Linked DNA regions of Homo sapiens: regions 1 and 3 are each linked to region 2. A link is a loop called in an ENCODE intact Hi-C map of the cell type or tissue named here. Cell type or tissue: endothelial cell of umbilical vein. All regions are shown on one strand.

Evidence for each region. Peaks named below come from ENCODE experiments on the same cell type or tissue, not always from the same donor. Only the 100,000 strongest peaks of a DNase experiment are listed, where the experiment ranks them.
Region 1: it touches region 2 in a loop (11-fold over the local background); 3 of 110 quality-filtered maps call a loop at or near these places.
Region 3: it touches region 2 in a loop (2.5-fold over the local background); 6 of 110 quality-filtered maps call a loop at or near these places.

Annotation. Positions count from the first base shown.
Region 1 is chr10:3,934,842-3,937,341 of GRCh38, reverse strand. It overlaps LINC02660 (long intergenic non-protein coding RNA 2660), which reads right to left. Exons shown (of 3, transcript NR_183984.1): 3 at 1,530-1,663. Among named protein-coding and RNA genes, the nearest start is that of LINC02660, 24 kb to the right of the region's middle. RefSeq lists enhancers at 1,819-1,868, 1,889-1,938, 1,979-2,168. In endothelial cell of umbilical vein, no CTCF peak of the experiment used is centred here; a DNase peak (open chromatin) is centred at 1,091; H3K27ac peaks cover 1,621 bases.
Region 2 is chr10:4,539,997-4,542,496 of GRCh38, reverse strand. No RefSeq gene overlaps it. Among named protein-coding and RNA genes, the nearest start is that of LINC00705, 110 kb to the left of the region's middle. In endothelial cell of umbilical vein, no CTCF peak of the experiment used is centred here; a DNase peak (open chromatin) is centred at 1,016; H3K27ac peaks cover 1,862 bases.
Region 3 is chr10:4,648,913-4,651,412 of GRCh38, reverse strand. It overlaps MANCR (mitotically associated long non coding RNA), which reads left to right. Exons shown (of 4, transcript NR_024475.1): 4 at 210-1,228. Among named protein-coding and RNA genes, the nearest start is that of LINC00705, 6.0 kb to the left of the region's middle. In endothelial cell of umbilical vein, no CTCF peak of the experiment used is centred here; a DNase peak (open chromatin) is centred at 1,202; H3K27ac peaks cover 1,028 bases.

The DNA of each region.
Region 1 (2,500 bases), 610 kb after region 2:
CTGTGGAGGGTTATAAATGGGAGGGATATAATTTTTTTAGGTTTTGCAAAGGACACACTGGATGCAACATATTAGGAGAGAAGAGGTTGACATGGATGGACATTTTTGAACTGATGTTAAAATAAAACATTTGATTCCTTTTTCTGTACCTTTATGAATGCAGATGAACATACCCATTGTATGAGTCCATTCTCATATTGCTATAAAAAAATACCTGGGACTGGGTAATTTATAAAGAAAAAGGTTTGATTGGCTCACGGTTCCACAGGCTGTACAAGAAGCACAGTGGCTTCTGCTTCTGGGGAGGCCTCAGGAAACTTACAATCATGGCAGAAGGCAAAGGAGAGGCTGGCACATCTTACATGGTTGGAGCAGGAGGAAGAGAGAGCAACGCGGGAGGTGCCACACATTTTTAAACAACCAGATCTCACAAGAACTCACGACGGGGATGACAGCACCCAGGAGGATGGTGTTAAACCATGAGAAGCCACCCCCACAAGAACTCACATAGGGACGACAGCACCCAGGAGGATGGTGTCAGACCATGAGAAGCCAACCCCACAAGAACTCACGATAGGGATGACAGCACCCAGGAGGATGGTGTGAGACCATAAGGAGCCACCTCCATGGCCCTGTCACCTCCCACCAGGCCCACCTCCAGCATTGGGGATTACCTTTCAACATGAGATTTGGGTGGGGACACAGAGCCCAACCATATCACCCCCTCCTGTCTTGAAATGCCAGGGCTCCCTCCCCAGCCCCACCTGAAGGCAAAGTTCTAGAACCACCCTGAGACAATGAGCCAGTTGCTTCAAATTGAGCATGAAACCACTCAGCGTCCAGAGCAAAGGAAATACATAAAGTGCCTAAATTGGCCTAATGGGATCTTAGTAATCAAATATATCATCATCTGTACATTTTCCATATTACGGTGGGAACACTTTGTAGCCAGCCTAGCTCCCCTCCTGTTCCTGTTAGAATTTTGTTCTTAGAATAAATTTACATCCGTCCCCTGGTGCCAGGGTTCAGGCTGTGTTGCACTTTTCATTATAAGCCATGTTTACCGAAGGTTTACAACTTGGCTGTAAAAACCGGTTGGCACCGAAACTGGAAACTTGGCATGAACAAATTGGCATAAACATTGGCCGGAAGCAGTTTTTCTATCTAAATCTGAGAAAAACAGACTAGGTCATTTTCAAGTTATTTGTGTTATTCATGCATAAATAAAATGAAGCTTGACAGCTTCAAACAGTTGTTTGCTTTTGCGCTCTTCAAAAATAGATTGGATCCAAGAAAAGTAACATTTGGTAAACAAATACTCCATGACGGACTGTAGAAAAAACGAAAGGAAAAAAGAGTGGAGTGCAGTACATTAAATAGAAAGGGAAGATGGAAGCGTTTCAAAAGTCACTTTGTGTCAGAAAGTGGAGTCAGGAAAGGTATTATTAGGTGATTATGTGGTTTCTAGAGGCAAATTTAGAGATTCCTCTGGACTCTAAATTAATAGTGTAAACAAGCAGAGAGCAAGCTTTCAAATAACATAATTTATTTTTTTGAGATCTGAAGCACATCTAAACAACACAAGCTAACTAAATAGATGATGTTCAGGCAAGGAAGAACCAAGTGATTTCTAAATATGTTTTCTAACAGCAGTAGGCTTGGCCTGTAAAACAAACAAACAAAAAGTTTAAAAACTGGGGGAAGAAAAAAACAAAATATAAATGATATAGTAAAACATCTTGGTTGAAAACAATAGCATCAATGTCTGATCTTTCCGCTCATCTATGTATCGAATTAAGTTTAGAAATGCAATTTGTGGGTTTTGAATTCCAGCAGCCAGTAGCAGCTCTCTAAAGAGGGAAAGTGATGGTGCCGACCGCTCCCCAAAGAATGCCTTTTTGGCAAATTTAAAAGTCAGCCTTGACGTCAAGTGACTCCTGAGAAGGCTCCGCATTGAGTTCTGTGAAGCGTGGGCAGATCGGACTTTCACTCTCAAAACTCTGTCGGGGGATGACTACAGACACAGTTTAGGGCAAAATAAAACCAAGCCAATTCAAACAGAAAGTAAAAATAAGTCAGAGAGGAAAGAATGTGGAGGATGGACCAGGCCTGCTGGGGCCCGCGCTCTGTAACAAGCGCCCCTTGGGGAAGGAGTTGTCTCACAGGCTTGCTTTTTATTGATGTTCCTTCCTAACGGTTGTTAGCAGCAGTTAAATCCATATGGTTGTTCTTGGCAAAATGGATCTTGTCCTCTATTTGTAAAGTCTTGTTTCACCAAACTATAGGCAGAGTAATAGAATTCTATCATTGGAAGTGGAAGAATTTTCCACCTGGGGATTTCACCTGAATGGCACCTTTGGCCATTACCTGGCTCTTAGGATCAGCATGGTTCCATCCACGTGGTAATTCAAGCTAACAATTATCTTGGGACACATCTCAAAACTATTAACTCCCCAGAATGATCCACAGTGTTGATTCTCGGGTGGATGCTCCCAGTGTT
Region 2 (2,500 bases):
ACCCCTGTGAACAAGTATTTAACGTCAATAAGGTAAAAAATGCTTCCCAAATGCACCTCTGTGTATGTAAAGAGATGTCCCACAGATGGCAGTTCTTAATAAGGAAAGCTTGGAGACAAACTTGACTTTCAATAACAGAGAAATAATAAATAAAAGGAGATGTTAATCCATATCAAGTAATTAGCTAGAAGTTGAAAATTATACTTTCCATGTTAATACTATTCAATTCTTTGGGGCAAATTGTATTACCTATGCTAAGTGACAATAAAAACCAGGGTTAAAAACTTTGTGTGGAGCATAATGTTTTTTCGTTTTAGACATGTGAAATTATTTCTGGGTCAAGATGTCAGGTGAACTCTACCTGCAACTGCTCTTCTCCACAGCAAATATCCACACCTGCATGCTCACACCTGCATACACACACCTGCATGCTCACACCTGCATGCTCACACCTATATACATAGGCACACACACAGCACACGTGCATGCCTGTTGTTGTGATGGCTGCAGATCTCAAAATGGAAGACTTACATGGAGCAGAATCCAGGAGAGGAACATCAACATTGAATAGGGCTGAACTAACAGGGCCATGGGCAGCTTCTGAGAGTGATAAAGGCATCAAAGTTAGAGCTGTGTTTCACTTATCTGTTACCAAATTAAAAGCCACTCCAAACTTCGTGGCTTAAAGCAACACCCTAGTGTCTGACAGCTGGAAGTAGGCTCAGGTAGAGATCTCTCTGGTCTCACCGTTGCCTCTCAGCTGGCTACAGATGCCCAGCTGGGCCTGAATGACCCGGGGTCCACATTTTTGTGTCTAATAAAGGTGCTGTTGGTCTGCTGGGCTACATGTCTCCAGCAGGCTGGGGCTGGCTTCATGTCATGATGGTCAGGCTCAAGAGCAGCAAGAGGGAAAACATGCCCCAATCCACAAGCACATTTCAAATGCCTGCTTGTGTCACATTTGCTAATATCCTGTTGCCAAAGCAAATGCCAGGGCTGTGTCAGTTTTGGAAGGGAATGCAGAAGGGCAAGGATACAGAGAGGTGTGACTCACTGGGAACTATGAATGTACCAGGAAATTCCAGATCCCAGGGAACATCTGATATTGCTGTAACTGCCCAGAGTAAGAGCTAGGAGGAGCCTCTGTGGTACAATTTGACTAGAGACCAGCACTGCAGAGGGCAAAGTTTGGCCCTTCTAAAATCACCCTAAATAAAATTGAGCACATTGGGAGGGGAACACTTTGCTGTTATATGTGTCATAAAATAAAAATTATAAAATATCTTAGCGAGTTTAATATAATAAAGTACACAGTCCAAAACAGTACAGAATATATATCTGAATGGAAACAATGGAAAAATGTGAAAATGATTTTAAGTCAAGAATAGTCATAGTATCCGAAGATGTAAAGGAAAGAATAGTAACCATGAATACAACAACAGCTATATACAAAAATACCAGCTGGGAGCTGGCACGGTGGCTCACACCTATAATCCCAGCACTTTTGGAGGCTGAGGCGGGTGGATCACAAAGTCAAGAGATAGAGACCATCCTGGCCAACATGGTGAAACCCCGTATTTACTAAAAATACAAAAATTAGCTGGGCATGGTGGCACACACCTGTAGTCACAGCTACTCAGGAGGCTGAGGTAGGAGAATTGTTTGAACTTGGGAGGCAGAGGTTGCAGTGAGCTGAGACTGTGCCACTGTGTTCCAGCCTGGTGACAGAGCGAGACTCCATCAAAAAAAAAAAAAAAAAAACAGCTTGAAATCTTAAAGTAACACCACAAAAATACAAACTTCAATGAGTGCCATAAAGAGTCATTTTGGCACAACAAACAGAAATAATGAACAAGAAATTAGAGAAACATGGGAAAAAAATCAAAAAGACCCAATATATATCTTTTAGGAGATCCAGAAGGAGAAAATAGATACAATGGGCAAGCAGTCATATTGAAAGAAAAAACATGCTTGAAAATATTCCAGAATTTAAGAAATAAATGATTTTTTTGGCTGAATAGCCAACTGAGGGCCAAGAAGCTTTGAAAAATTGTGTGCTTGTGTGTGTGTTTGTGTATGTGTCTATATAACTAAAACTAGAAATGAACATAGCAAAACACAAGTGGCAAATCACTAATTACATGACCTAATATTTTTTCTTTATGTATGCCACATTTTCTAACACTTTACTATGAGTATATGGTGCTTTCTTATTCATAAATACCTAATTTAAATATAAAAATACTAATGCCAATGACATTTGACAGGAGGATGAGGAATAAATGAAATTTGAATGGGGAAGAAATCTATGTTAGGACCTATGGTAGTCTCGGAAGGTGTTGTACAATTTGGAAAGATGAACCCAACCGCACTAAATGAAATAAGACTTTTTTTTTGGTAGCTGGGCATCTTCTAAAATTATAGAATCCTATCAGTTTCTGATAATATAAAATCAAATCATACATTTCTCAATGTAAACCACCACTTGAAACTCACAGAG
Region 3 (2,500 bases), 110 kb before region 2:
TAAGAAAAAGAAAACATCAATTTACAGTTTACATGTAAATCCCACAGATAGCACTTAAAATCAAGTAGTAGATAACATAACCTGGCAGCCATCATAATGCTCAGCATTTTATAATTCAAAAAACATAACAATCAGGTTAAACAAATAGTATTTTTTATTAAATGTCACTCAATCCCAGGGCTGAGAATTCATTTGTGTTTTCCTCCTAGACTCAATCACCACAATTGCAATCAAAAGACGGCTTTAGTTGGAACCTGGAACGTGCTAATCCTGTCAGGCAGCCTGTGATTCTGGAAGTGAAGGAACAAAAAAAAAAAAAAAAAGGGAAAATTTCACATAAAATTTCCATATGAGGAAGAAGATGGAAACTTTTGTGTTGTGCGTTCAGTAAAACGGGCACTTTCTTAAGCAGGTGGCAAAGAAAGCCTGAGAATCCGGCCTGACTTTTTCATTTCAGAACCCTGCATTTCCCACACAGAGGAGATAGAGCACAGCCATTGCATGGTAGATCCAGCTTGCTCTCACAGCCATTGTGCAAATAAACATACATGTGGCAAGGCAGTGCAGTTTTCAGTTGTTAAAAGTTCTGTCATGCCACGAGATGGAGCAAAGGATAAACGCTGATGTAAACAGGCAACAGGACTCTGACTCCACACCCCTGTCTGCACGGAGGATGCTCAGTCCTTACACAACAAAATGTGAGATGCTTCCAGTCACCTCCTGGCCCTGACCCCTGAGCTCCGTGCTCACCCCACTGGAGGTCCTGGCAGTTCTCCGAGCAGGCTGTACCTGTCTGGGGTGATCCTCTCCACTTAATGTTAGACATTAAGTTCCCTGTGAAATCTGTTTTGACTCACTGAGGTTATGAATATTTTATCACAACTATCATCATATACTACCAAATCTCCAATTTTCTTATCTCCATTACTAGACTGTGAGCTCCCTGGAGGCTGGACCTGGGTTTGGCACCGAGTGGCACTCATACATACTTCTTGAATAAGAGAATGTATGTACACAGTGGCATGAAATTGATTTGAATTTGTTGGTTTTCTTAAGTGCTAAAGTTGTAGACAGTTCAGTAAAAACTATAAAGCGGTTACCCTGTAAACCATGAGTACTATTAATTGGAACCTCCTTTCTTACATATCCACTTGTGTTTCTGTTAATGTTTCCAAAATAAATAAAGAGCAGGCTAGAGGGAAACCTCCAGTCCTTAGAAACCACGGCACAAGAATACATCTGTATTTGCACTCTGAGCAAGAGACTTCCTGTTGTTGTGTATGTTTCATTAAGAGATCTGGGAAAAATTAGCCTTGTACCAGGATCTGAACTATAGTTTGAAAGTGTTTAGTGGGTACCAATGTTAATGGCATCATTTTTGAATGATATACAGGATATTTTTAAACACTTTCCTTCTGTTCCATTTTTACACTTTCATTATGTTTGCCAGCATTGGGCAGTTGGTTGCATTTACTGAAGTTTGAATAAAAAAATCTAAGATGAGTTACCAAAACACCTGCTAAACTCATCTTGCAAGATTGGTCAATAATAATTTTTATATTAGAGTCTCCCCTCTCTATAGACCTTCAATAATTATTTTTAACATCTGTTTTTCACTTCCAGTGTTATTTTAATTTTACTTCTATATAGGTTTCTATGGATGTCAGATGTTCCAAAATGATTTTTAGTTGTCATAAGCAAAATTGTTGTCATTTTGATAAAATTCCAACAGTGGATTCCAATTTGTTCATTCAAAAATAACATAAATTGCTGGCAAAAGTCAGTAGAAGATATTATATTTATATTTACATGGATTAAGCTGCCAGGAGTGCTATCAGAAAATTTAAATTAACATGGAATGGGATGAAATTTCCCCAAGTCAAAGATACCAACAGAGAGGCAAAGAGAGGTGGTCAGTGGTTAAAGACAGATGAGCAATTAAGGTACTTTCTTCTTAATAAAGATTGAGTTTGTACTTTGTCTTCTTGAAGTCTGGCAGAACATTTCACAGTAGTGGTTGGTGTTTGTAGTTTTGGATTTCCATATTTGAAAACTATACAGTACCTCCATCAGATTTGTTGTAATGGATCCAAATTTGGAAAGTTCTTTACATATTTAAAATGATACATGAGTGGTTCCAGATTCTCCATGGGCCTGATTTCTGGCTGACCAAGGGAATCTCTATTTGTGTCCTTCTCAGGGCTTAGATGCCTGCTGTGCTCACTCCTGCCGAGAGGCACGGCCACCATCTGCAGCTCCTGGCTGCACTTTCTAAACAGCTGCCTGGGTCAGTTCTTTTGACTAAGATATAGCCGAGTTGTACAGTTTACAAATGAATGGAAAATCATCACCCTACCAAGTCTTAAATGGTTATGACTCCATCACTCAAGAAACTTCAGGAATCAACATTTGGTGATCTGAAATACACTGAAGCGTCCACGTAGTGATGTTTGTGTGTTAGATTCTGCTCCATTTTCCAATGTCTTCCCCCATTTTCAGT